Regions from separate parts of the Mus musculus genome. Here region 2 is linked to region 1. Evidence: chromatin loops called from intact Hi-C (ENCODE). Cell type or tissue: left cerebral cortex. All regions are shown on one strand. Links, peaks and the distances in the headings refer to the core of each region. The heading gives the core; the rest is flanking DNA.

Region 1 (6,283 bases), core at 797-5,796:
GATTCGGGAATAAAGATGCCTACAGCCTATAGCTGAGCAGAATTGAGATAGGCAGGGTTTGAGGTTCCCTGGCTTGAGTACTGAGGAGAATCATGAGGAGAAAGAGAAGGCAAGAAGGAAGATGCCATGGGTTAGAGGAAAATCGTAAAGCATAGCCATGAGAACTGGCCAATTGAAGTTAAGAGCGGCCCAGATGGAACATGGTGAATTATAATTTGGGGTTATAGATTCTAATAGCTTAGAGGGTAGATATCTGCCCAGCTCTAGTGTTGATTAAGGCTTATTATAAGTTAAAAAAAAAAAAAGAAGCAGATTGAAGAAAGCCTCTGCTGTTTGAACGTATCAGTAATTGCCCAATATATTAACATAAGCTCAGATCTTTGCGTGTAAAATGCTTATATTCCTCAATACTGCAAGTACTTCGCTAAATCTACCAGAAATGGTCCACAGTGCCTTGTGTAATTTACAAATCTAAGCCAAGGCTTCCAGACTCCCTGAGGTGACCTTTTCTTCAACAAAAGGCAACCTCATCTGAGCCACTTCCCTGCACGGTGGAAAGAGCAGGCTCTGCAGCTGGACTTGCCATATGACGGAGAGTCCAAAATGTCAAGGAGCCATTGACTCTGGAGTCTGTGCCAATGCAGAGCAAATATGGGTTCTTGCCGCGGTGGAGCTGGGCTCAGCCCCAAAGTGCCAGATGGTTCTGAGTGCTCAAGAATAAAGCCATCTGCAGAGCAACGCCTTCTACGGCTGTTACAATTTGTACTGATTACTAGCCTTCATCAGAATGTCTTTAGGATGCTTACCCACCAGTAATCCTGTCCCCTTCGTCACAGCTCTGAATTGAGGACCACATTTTTGCTTATAAGAACAGGACAAGCATATTGAATAAATATTCCCCACGCCACCCACTGATGCATGTCTTAATCTATATTATTCCACCTACATAGGAAACTCATAGACTAGATGATGATTTAGACCCTGCTTGGAACACAAGAGGCTATATGACATTGACCCTAGTTTGGAATTTGGCTGAAGGATTAAACATTATGAGAATTAAATACAAAGTTTATTTGGCTAATTATGATTGCTGCTCCCCACCCCACCCCCCACTCAAATCCTACTTGACCACAAATGGCTCATGAACTGAATCCGGCACAAATTCAACCATGTACAAATATTTGGGTGCAGCTCGCAACCACAAAGGTTTCGTGTTATTTATTTAAGCCAAGCTGGGGAGATGAGTGACAGTTTACACTGGGTGCTACTCTTTATTGCATCAATGGTAGCCCTAGTAGGTTGATACATTATTTCTTTACAGCACTCAAAGCATTAATGTACTAATAAAATGAGTTAATGACCCATTTCAAAATGCCCTTTATGGAAAAAAACTTTTTTTCTATTCCAAAAAAAAACTGATATTACATTATTTTTACCATTATCATATGATAGAACCTGATAACATGAGAACCCTAGGCTGCTAGGAAGTTACATAGTGACCAACAATCTATTTGTTATTGCTTTAAAAACAAACAAAACAAAAACAAAACAAAACAAAAATCCTACAAACTGTCAAGATTCTAGCCTGATTCCACAGGTCCACACTGTGTGGATTACAACTGGCCTCTTTTTGAAATAGTCAGAGAGAATCTTGAGCCCACTGAAATTTCTACAGCAATAACCAAAGCTTTCTGCCAGATATGTGTAACAACTGGTTTCTCAAAAACCCTTTTCAGGACATTTGTGTCAGAGGAATTTAAAGGAAGGGAGGCAGGCACCTGACCTCTACAGTCTCTGTTACGTACCAGTGTGCTATCAGGCATGAGCAGATGGTCAAAGATGCCCTGCCATGTTGTAAGAGAAAAGAACTGAAAATAATGTGTAGGTTTGCATTGATCAGTGTGCATAGTGTTACTCAGCGGATCAATCTGAACCCACCGTGGGGTCACAGCACAGAGATGCTGTATGGTGGAACTGTTAATCAGACAGTCTCATCTCTGCCTGTACTTTCTGCTTTAAAACCATTAGTGTTGGTCTTTATGTAGGGGATTGAATCCGCCTTAAAAGAGTCCAGTGCAATTCCATCAAAGTAGATGCTTTCTGGCTTTTGTGGCCATACCCTTGCCTAGAAAATTAGATGTTCCCCCAGAAGGAGCATGTCAAAGGCAGGACAGCCTATCCAGACCCTCGTGTGGTTGACTAGACTCCCATTTAACACTTTATCACACAGTAAACACTGCAGGGCTGTATATGCTGGTCAGCAAGGCCCCTGAATTTGTATAAACACTGGAACGCAGCGCCATGCTTCAGAAACTGCTTCTTTGTAACAGAGGTAGAAGGACAGAGCTCACCGACTTACTGAAACTGCTGGCTGCCAGAGGGTGCAGGGTCGCTTGCCTTTGCCTGTTAATCTGTCCTCATGCCTAGCTGAGGAAGCACAGCAGATTCTCCTAAACGGATACAACTATTCAAAAATTCTTTTTTTAAAAAAATGGGGAGAGAATAGAGTAACAATCTCATTATTTGCCTCTGAGTGGCAATGTATGATTTCTCTGCCAGACAGAGGGTCACCTGTAGAAAGGGAAGAGGTTTTCTTTTGTGAGGTTTTATGTGATGCCCTGATCCTATCAGATATTTCTTCCCAAACAGCTATATTAATAATGAAGTGATCTGTTCCCTGCATTCTATAGTACATTAGGTCTGTTCTGAGAGGTTAATCTTTAAAGACTATTTAAAAGGATCAATACCAATGCAGATATAGACAGAAGCTGGATTTACATGTCTGATAGTTGGACTTCAGAGCCTTTTAATGCAGGCTATTCCTGCACTCTAGCTAGGCTTGAGAGCACAGTGCTTGCTGTTACCTGACACTTCAGAATGAGTGGGTTCCTCAACCTGCTAGATCCCCCAACCAAAGACTTAATTTCACAGTGCCAAGGCCAAGTCTTTCCTGTTTTATTTATGTAGAATAGTGACACCTAGTGGTTGGGACAGCAAATCCACGAAACAGAATTCTTTAGTGGCAACACCCACTCTTCCCTGGGATTAAAACAAAAAGAATCCCCTAAGGGGTTTGACCCTCTTCTTGGGCAAGCAATAAGGCACCCAATGATACATGCTGAAGAATAACCTCGCTGAGTTAGACTTCTCCAGATACCCTGGAAAAAAATGGAAAGCTAGAATCATGCCCAAGAAAGGGAGGATCCATGGGAACTATGGAAGGATGAACAGGTATTGGTGTTCTAAAAAAAGAAGTAGGAACCAGTGGGGCCACCACAGCTTCTAAGTAGTCAACTGAGGACATGTGAGGCTTGTCCAAAGACTGTGGATAAAACTGCATGCTGAGGATATTGTATCAATAATGAAGATGGAAAATGGGCTGCGAAGATGAATCACAATCAAACATTCCCTCCGCTCTGTCTTTAGGCTGTGGATCCTGAGAGCTGAAAACTATTATCCTTCCCTTCTGTTAGAGTCAGCTACATCTGTCTGACAAATGCCAGGTGCATAGTAAATGCTGAGTAAGAAGGGGAAAGGGAGGGAGGGAGGTAAGGAAGGAGGAAAGGAAAGAAGGGGCAAGGGAAAGATGGAAGGAGGGATGGAGAGAGAGAGGGGGAAGGAGGGAGGGCGGGAGAGGGAGAGAGAATATAAATCAGGGCAGATAAGTACGACTTCTGGGAAGACTAGGCTACATCAGATAAGAAATGCATTCCACTGAGCTAAGGCAGCTTTTAGCAAACTGGATGTAGGTAAACAGTGATGGTAACATAGTTGATAACCACCATTCAAAGTTATTCCTCCATTAGCACCATCATTTAGTGTGGAGACAAAACACAGAGAGGAGCTGCAGAATTGATGGTAACTCAGATTACCTGGCTCCAGAGTCCTGTTCCTTCCCACCCTGATATACATTGTAATAAAGGAGGTCAAGTTCAAGAGGACTCCATTGGATCAGAGAGGCAAATCAGGACCCTCCTACAGGGGTTCTGCTACACAGGGAGCCTGTAGTTAAAAGTCACATAGCATCTCAGATAGGTCCAGGAAGGCATGAAGCCCTTCCCCATCCTACTGACAATGGACTTTTATAAATTTAACATATATTATATGAGAAAGATCTCCCTCTGCTCATTTCTCTCTATTTTATGTCTACTAATATGACAAGTTTATTTTTACTAATTATCTTAATAATAAATATTTGTGGGATACAGAGTAAAGAATCAGATACATATAATTTGATAAATTAGGAACACTAACAATTTTGTGCATATACATTTAACTATCACGTTTACCCTGCAAATATTCATGATACTTATGGGATAACATAAACTGTACTTTTTAAGACAGGTTATTACTTTGTCATCCAGGCAACTTCACGTTGTTGATGGAGCCCAGGCTGATGAGAAATGTAGGACCCTCCTCCCACAGCTTTACAAATTCTGGGATTAAAAAAAAAGTGTGCCAGCATGCCTGGCTGAAAAATATGTTTTAAGGAGAAGAGGAAATTATAAATACTTCTAGGTCTTTTAAAGAACAAGATCCTATCATATCCTAAGAGGTCTTCAGCACTGTCTGATGTGTGGAACCAATTATTTCTTTTCTCATATTCTCTCAGCAACAACCATTTAAATCCAAGATCAAACACATGCCAGGGCAGGCCCTAAGCCTGGATGCAGGAGAGTCAGGATTTTTGTTTAGGTTTTGCCTTGTTGGTTTTTATTTGTATTTTTCTTGTTTGTTTATTTGTTTATTTGTTTGTTTGGGGTGGGTTTGGTTTTCTTTTAAGAGAGACAGACAGACAGACACACAGAGGGAGAGAGAGAGAGAGAGAGAGAGAGAGAGAGAGAGAGAGAGAGAGAGAGAGAGAGAGAATGTGAAGTCGGGTGTTAAGGAGGTGTGAAGGACCTGTGAGGAGCTGTAGAAGAGAAAAAATATGACCAAAATGTATTCTATGAAAAATTCTTAATTTTAAAAAAAATAGTAAAGAAATAATTTCCATCTAAGTCCGTAACACCAGCTTGGAATGCCTTCCTGGTGTCTTGATCTAAATAAGAGAGCAACAAATGCCAGGCACAGGCTCACATGTGGGGTTTGCACTGGTGTGTCATCTGAACATGACGGGAGAGGAAAGGGATCCAGTGAGCTTTTGTGACCCAACAATACTGTGAAAATAAAATATTTTTGCCTTCCCTAAATGAAGTCAGCTAAGAAGAAAACCAGATATCAAGTGCCATTCAAAAACTCCCCCAAACTACAGAGTGAAGAAACCTCCCATGATGGCCTGAATGGAAAACACTTGAGAAGAGTTAGGGAAAGAAGAGTCCTAAGCCAGAAAGTGAGCACTAGCCATTAGCTTCTATAAGGAATCCCTCATTCTTTCACTTCCTCAATTGATGATGATGATGAACAGCTGTTGTCCTAGGTAGGCCAACCATTGCTATACTAAAACACCCTGACCAAAACCTACTTGATCCATGGCATACTCCAAACCTGTTGTTAGTCAGGACAGGAACTCGACCAGGGAGGAAGCTGGAGGCAGGAATTGATGCAGAACTCATGAAGGAGTTCTGCTTACTGGCTTTCCCTTCATGGTTTGCTCAGTCTGCTTTCTTATAGCATCCAAGACCATCTCTTCCAGGAGGACACCTCCCACAGTGAGCTGAGCCCTGACACATCAATCAAGAAAATGTCCCATAGATCTGCCCACAGTCCAATGTGGTGGGGGCATTTTCTCAACTATGATTCCCTCTTTCCAAATGTCTCTAGTTTGTGTCAAGTTGAAAAAAAAAAAAAACAAACCAATCAGCACAGCTGTCTAACACATTAGAGACACCTAGAGTCTCCACGTCTCCTTAGTTATAAATGGTAGGGGCTTCTTTAATCTGAATTCCCCCTACATTGGTTATACCTGGCTATATTCCGGGTCTAGTGTAATTTAGCATTTACCGTCCATGGCACCTCTGGGCCTGGATCACCTCCTGAGTGATGCTCTTTTTCATTTCTATGCTGACAAACACACTGTTTCAACTGTCGTTTAAACAGCCAGTTCAAAGTCTACTGTTATTTTAACTCCATATTGTCAAACAGGTGGATTTATAAATGTGTTACCTGAAGGAAACGTTCCCCCAAATAGCAGAAGCATAGACTTTATTTATTTATAATTATTTGTTAGATTTGTACAAATGTTCCTGTTGCTAGAAAGCCTCTGGCTAAATACAAATTAAAACACTTTTGAATGTAGTGAAGACAGCAGTGGCGTCGTTTTAATTACCCATTGGGGGACGCC
Region 2 (6,283 bases), core at 462-5,461, 150 kb after region 1:
CAACACACATGCTTATTACGTATTCCCAAAATAATGGCCCAAACTTTTCCCAGGCTGTAATCTAAACCCAGGAAGCATGTCTCTTCCACAGGAAAGCAACCCTGTCACAGGACATTTTACCTATTGGCTCTGTGGAACTGATAGCATCGCTTCAGCGGACAAGGGCTCTGTTTCTGTTTGACAGTTGCAATTAATTATTGAAATGTGATCGAGATGGGGCCACCCGTCCAGATCTGTTATCCAGAAAGATATGAAGAGGGAGGAAAGAGGAGGGACAAGAGAGAAAGGGGCTTGCATTCTGAGCATGTGCACGCACCAATGTTGTTTTAATGTCGGGGCTGGCAAGAAAGACAGATAATCGCTATCTGACCTGCACTTAACTTTCTCCTGCTCCTTTCCTCCCTCGCAGTTCCAACACCTGATGGTGTCCTGTCAGAAAGAGGTATATAACTCCCAGCAGAAGTAACTCCAGTCTGTCTCCAAGGATGCTCAAATTAGAAGGATCTCTGCACAGGGCACAGACATACTTATAGCACCAACTGGTATCTAGACACCTAGGCTCCTGATACTAAATCAACCCAGTGTTCATTCAGCCAAGAGGAACATAAAGTTACAGAGGTAGGAAATAGCCAAAGCGCCTACACCGTCTTTTTTTTTTTTTTTTAACTGTTCATTTTGCTCTGACCTTAAAACACTGAAGTTGGATTCCAGCCACACAAACGCTTTTGAGGGCGCTTTAGATTGATTCCTGGGGATCTCAAAGCTCGTCGTCAATTTAGCTCTCCTGTCTCATTCCTCCGCTTGTTCTCAACTAGAAGCCCAGCGCCCTGTATTGGCCTGGATTGGGAAACACCCCACAGACAGGCGGGAGAGCTGGGGATTCCCAGATTTGAAGCCTGGTAGTTCTCCAAGGCACCTGCTCCTCCCCTTTCCCAGAAATAAAGTGATCTTTTAGCTGGAGTCCTGTTCTCTCATCTGTACCGGGACTCTGCGCAAACAGGCCAGGGCTCCCACTGCCCTCCCCTGGATGCTCTGGCTATGGGCTCTCGGGACCCCTTATGCGTCTGGCACTCCGCAGCAGCCTCCTACCTGTACCATTCCAGCCCCTTCTCGTAGTTCCTGTCGAAGAAGTGCGGCTCTACGCCCACTGCCCTTACGTCCGGGTGGACTCGGATAGCCTCCAGCAGCGCGCGTGTCCCTCCTTTCTTGACCCCGATGATCAGTGCCTGGGGCAGCTTCTTCTCCCCATAATCAGGGGTGCTGGCGGGGCCCCGTTCCGCACTCCCGTTGGCCGCCCTCCGGCCTTCCAGCTCCTCGGCTGCGCCTGGCTCCTGCGCCCCGCGCCCCAACAGCGCGTCCTGCTCTGTGACCGCGTCTCCGGGGGCAGGCGGGCTCCTGGGCCAGGCGTCCCGAGCACCGCCGCCGCTCGCCAGTCCCCAGCCGTCGGCCGCAGGAGTCGTGAAGCGCTCGGGGGGCTCGGGCGGTGGCCCGCGGCTCGCGTTGTCCGGCGGCGGCGAGGAGGCGCCGGGGCGCACGCGGGGAGGCGGCAGCGAGGGAGACAGCAGGCTCGGCGGGGGCTCCGCGGCGGATCCCGGGGGCTCCTGCAGCGCCAGCGGGAACTGCAGCGAACCCGAGCCGCCCAGCAGGCTGTAGCACAGGTAGGTGACGGACAGGGACAGGGTGCACATGAAGAGCAGCTTGCGCGCCGGCGGCCCCTTAGTGGAGGCGCCGGGCAGCAGCGGCGGCGCGGCGAGCGGCGGCGGCGGCGGCGGAGGCGGAGGCGGTGCGGGCCACCGGGCCATCGCGGCTCCCGGCTCGCGGCGGCGGCGGCCCCCGGCGCTGCCCGGACATGGTTTCAGCCGCCGCCCCCGCCGCCGCCGCCGCCGCCGCCCAGCCGCCCCGGCTGCATGGAGCGACGCCGCTGCGCCCCCGGCCCTGGCTGCCGTCCCGCTGCGCCGGGGACAAGCCCGGACGCATGGCCCCCTCCCCTCGCGAGCCCCCGCCGCCCCCCTCAACCTCAGGCCAGGAGCCCGAGGGGGGCGCCTAGTCGCGGCGGCACCTGCTCCGTGCGCAGCGCCCCGCTCTCCCCGCGCTGCCGCGGCTACCGCTCCCGCAGCCCCGAGTTCCTTCCCTGCTGCTAACTTTCTGCCGGGAGAGAGGACCGGCGCCGAGGGGCGGAGGCGAGGGGGCCGGGCGCGCGCCCGCCGCCGCCCGGGGAAGGAGGGGTGCGCCTCGCGCGTGCCTGCGGAGGGGGTGCGCGAGAGCGGAGGCGTGCGCCAAGGCTGGGGCGCCCGGGAGAGCGGAGATCCCGGCCCCCGCCAGCCGCCGCCAAGCGCGCGCGGAGGACCTCGCCCCGCCCTAGCGCTGCGCTCCCACGGGAGTCGGAGGTGTCCGCGCTCGCCAGCGTTCGCTCCAGACTCTTGGAGGGAATTGTAACCCAGAGCTGGCCTGGACCGTCCTGCGCTGGAGAAGCTGAGATCCTAGCAGTGACAAGTTCCCCCAGGTCTCCTCCGATGGGACTCTGAGAAAACTCAGCCCATTTCTGACTGTCTCTTCCCTAGCTTTCTCCTGCCTTGCTTTCTGATGCAGTTCTTTCCCCACCCCAACTTCCACCTCCCCAGCCTTATCTTTGAGGCTCCTGATGGGTGGAGCTTTGACACAGACCCCAAGGTTTCCCAGACTAGAAGCTTTTGCCCCTGCCTTTTCACCCAGAGACTGTACTTTCTGCTGGGAGATGGCGCTGTCCCCTACCGGGTCCCTTTAACCACAGGTGCACCCACCTGTGCCCTGTGGGAGGCACTGCGGGCTAAGGGAGCTTGGGGTTCCCTGAGCTGACACAGACTGGGGTCCTCATCCCTCCAAACACCAAATAAGCAGAGGGATGTCTGCGTGTCACTTCACTGAATATTTTAGGTGCCTGTGCTTAGCAGAGAGATTTCCATCCCTCCTCTCACTCGGTGGTATTAAAGGCTTTGCGAGATTCTAAAGTGGACTGGTTTGTTGTAGCCTTTAGCGCAGGAGAAGGGGAAGATGGAACCTAGAACTGGGGGAGCGTCCATCTAGGGAGGCTCTCAGGAGCCCTTCTTCGTGAGTACTGGCACTGGCTCTAATGTGCTCTACCCTGCTAGGCACAGTTAGCTGGTTACCCAGACTATCAGCTTTCTCCCTCTTCTGCTGCAGAGGCTGGCTTCTCCTGTTCTATTTGATCTCATAATGGGAACAATAGTTGAAAGAAAATGTATATAATGTCTAAATATTAACAAGATACCTAGTGCCAAAGAGAGGAAAAATGTTAATCAAATATGACGAAGACCGGGGACTTTTCCCTGGGTGAACAAAAGCTCGCTGCTGCTCTCAGCTGGACATGAGTCTTCCACACCGCAGCTTCGGTTCAGATAAAGATTATTCCTTTATAATACATTTTTTATGGTACACAGGAGACTCTGAAATACGGAGTCTGGTGTCCTGTAAATCACCCCCTGTAACTAGCGATGCTTTTCTTCAACCACCACACAACTCCATTACTGTAATGTTAATGGGAAGGACCAGCTGAAGCTGACAGAAATGCCACTTCATCCAGCCCTCCTTCAACTCCAAGTGCAGCTGTCAGATAGGAAGTTCGGTGTCTGCTAATGTTGCCACTGCCTCGGGTTGGACTTCTTTTGCTAGCTAGGGCACTAGGATGCTGAAGCCAGAGCCTTGCTGCTCTTGACCCCCAGTTCTCAGACTCTCTCGGTTCTCGGCAGTCAAAACAGACCTGCCCTGTATGCAGTTCTCACTAAAGATGTGTTCTCAGACTTGGGAAACAAATTTTTTTCATAAAATGGTGTTAAAATGTAGCCCAGAAAGGGCAAGCTGATAGTAGATATCTGGCAGGCAGCAGGAAGAAGGGAAAATGTTTAAATCGACTCCAAATGGTTGAAAACTGCAGACTTTCCCTGGAGGATCAGTCTACTTACTGATTCTGAATACCCAACTCTCTTAGTTGGAGTTTCCACTGCTGTGAAGACACACCATAACCAAGGCAACTCTTACAAAGGACAACATTTAATTGGGGCTGGCTTATAGGTTCAGAGGGTCAGTCTATTATCATAAATGTGGGAGCACGGCAGCGTCCAGGCATACATAGGGCTAGAGGAGCAGAAAGTTCTACATTTTGATCCAAAGGCAGACAGAAGACTGGCTCCCACGTGGCTAGGGGGAAGGTCTTAAGGCCTACCCCCACTGAGACACACTCCCTCCAACAAGGCCACACCTACTCCAACAAGGAGACACCTCCTAATAGTACCACTCCCTGAGCCAAGCACATACAAACCACAACTAAGCCTGAAAACTCAGATCTAGAACTCAGGCCTTCCAGAAGAGCCTACAGGCTCTGTGTTTTCCCCTGTCCATCTGGGTTGTGCCTGCACATTTATGACTCTTATCTGAGAAATCTTGTCAGGAAGATTTCTCAGGATCCCTTTTCTTTCTGATACCTAAAAGAATGACATCAAAACAAACAAACAAACAATGAATGACATCTTATTGGTCAAACACCATGTCCAAGAAGTGATGGGGAAGAGGCATGCATTCTCTCTCTCTCTCTCTCTCTCTCTCTCTCTCTCTCTCTCTCTCTCTCTCTCTCTCTGTGTGTGTGTGTGTGTGTGTGTGTGTGTGTGTGTGTGTGTGTTCTGTTTCTTAGAGAGAAACTCTGTGCAATCTATACTGAGGTAGTTGCATGCTTCTCTATATAAAAGGGGTCCCTGAGAACATGTCCTTAAGAAACTTAGAATAAAAAGATGCTATGTAGAGAGAATGCCAACTCCAAGCTGCAATGCCCACTGGGTCTGGAGAGGAGAAGTAGGATTGTGTTTTGTTTCCACTGCCAACATCCGTGCTCACTCAGGCCTATCTGAGTTTTCACAGCTTTCTCCCAACGCATCTCCAGGCCTCCCAACACCTCATTTCTATTCATCCTAGGCAGCAATAGCAAGTGGATCAATGCCCCTGAGGAATGCTTCTCGCCTCTGTTAATGCCCTTTTTGGATCTTTCCCTAACTAATAAACTTCAACCTCTTTCCTTTGGAAGTCTCACCTTTCATGCACCCCACAGCCCTGCCTGATAAGTGTGGTCTCAATTTCTATGATGATACTGTATTATGCTTTTGCATCTTCAGGTGACAGAATCAAGACACACCTTACTAGTAACCTTAGTTACTAGTTAATAGCTTCCGAGCAGATTTTTTTTTTGCATACTTTCTATGTAGTTAAATAAAGAATGATAAGAGTCACCTGAATTTTTTTTTAAGGATTGAATTGAATTAGCTAACATATGCAAAAGATACCTGGCTGTGTGCCTGATGTGTGGTGGCCAGCAATAATTAGTTGGATCTAAATTTTGGCTCAGAACCTGCCTGCTTCTTTTCCTATTAAAATGTTGTCCCTGAAAAATGTATGCATGCCCTTGCTTCTATCCCAGTCCACAGAGTTCACTGAAGTGTAACTTCCTAAACTGCTGAGAACATGACAGCTGTGACTCAAAGCCTGGTGAGTAGACACTATCTCTGAGTCACTTGAACTGTGGTTTTCTGGACATTTTAAAAAGAAAAATACCAGAAGGATTTGGGGGAGGGGTAGTTGTTTAATTGAAGAGATTTTTTTTTTAAGTAAGCAGCAATAGTCAGGAGAATGTCTAATAGTCATTATTCTCCAGACACTGTCCACCCTCCTTGTGGGAACATGGAAGGGATGTGATTTTCTGGATTCCTTCCAGAACATGTGGCCATGGAATGTTCTAGCTACTGAAACACAGCCTGATCAGAAGGAAGGACATCCCTTCTAGGTAGAAGCTCAGAGACACAGTCCTATAGGCAACTGTGGAAGAAGCAGATGGAGCTCCTTCAGAAGAATACAGACCCAGTGACATGCATACAACCAAGGCATAATCCTGCATGAGTCTTAACATGAAAGACGTAGGGCTTGCTTGTTATAGCAGCACAACCCAGACTGTCTGACTGATTACAGTCCACATACTCATTTTGATTTGACTTTCATTGGCTCTAGCTCAGGAGGACTCTAGCTTGTCATACCTAGAGAAACCTGCTCATATGTGCTTATTGCCACACAGCCAAGACACAGAGCCAGCCTATATGTCCCGCAGCAGATGAAGAGATAAAGAAATCTGATGAATGAAACCACGACATTTTTCAGAAATATTGATGGAGCAGCAGGTCATCATGGTGAGTAAAATAAGCCAGAAAGATGGTATCACACCTTTCTCATCACAACCTATAGTGTGTTT

Evidence for each region. Hi-C counts contacts between places; a loop is a spot of excess contacts. Peaks named below come from ENCODE experiments on the same cell type or tissue, not always from the same donor. Only the 100,000 strongest peaks of a DNase experiment are listed, where the experiment ranks them.
Region 2: it touches region 1 in a loop (3-fold over the local background); 1 of 42 quality-filtered maps calls a loop at or near these places.

The regions. Positions count from the first base shown.
Region 1 is chr7:124,125,874-124,132,156 of GRCm38, reverse strand. All of the region lies in intron 1 of Hs3st4 (heparan sulfate (glucosamine) 3-O-sulfotransferase 4), which reads right to left. Among named protein-coding and RNA genes, the nearest start is that of Gm25759, 17 kb to the left of the region's middle. In left cerebral cortex, for the core only: a CTCF peak has its summit at 2,985 (motif pointing left); a DNase peak (open chromatin) is centred at 2,981.
Region 2 is chr7:123,978,700-123,984,982 of GRCm38, reverse strand. Hs3st4 (heparan sulfate (glucosamine) 3-O-sulfotransferase 4) reads right to left here and starts at 2,155. Exons shown (of 2, transcript NM_001252072.2): 1 at 1,090-2,155. The coding sequence starts at 1,802. Gm26974 (a long non-coding RNA gene) reads left to right here and starts at 1,529. Exons shown (of 4, transcript XR_003946874.1): 1 at 1,529-1,658; 2 at 5,462-5,529; 3 at 6,110-6,221. In left cerebral cortex, for the core only: no CTCF peak of the experiment used is centred there; DNase peaks (open chromatin) are centred at 1,597, 2,277, 2,697, 3,276 and 2 more places; H3K4me3 peaks cover 2,536 bases; H3K27ac peaks cover 1,209 bases.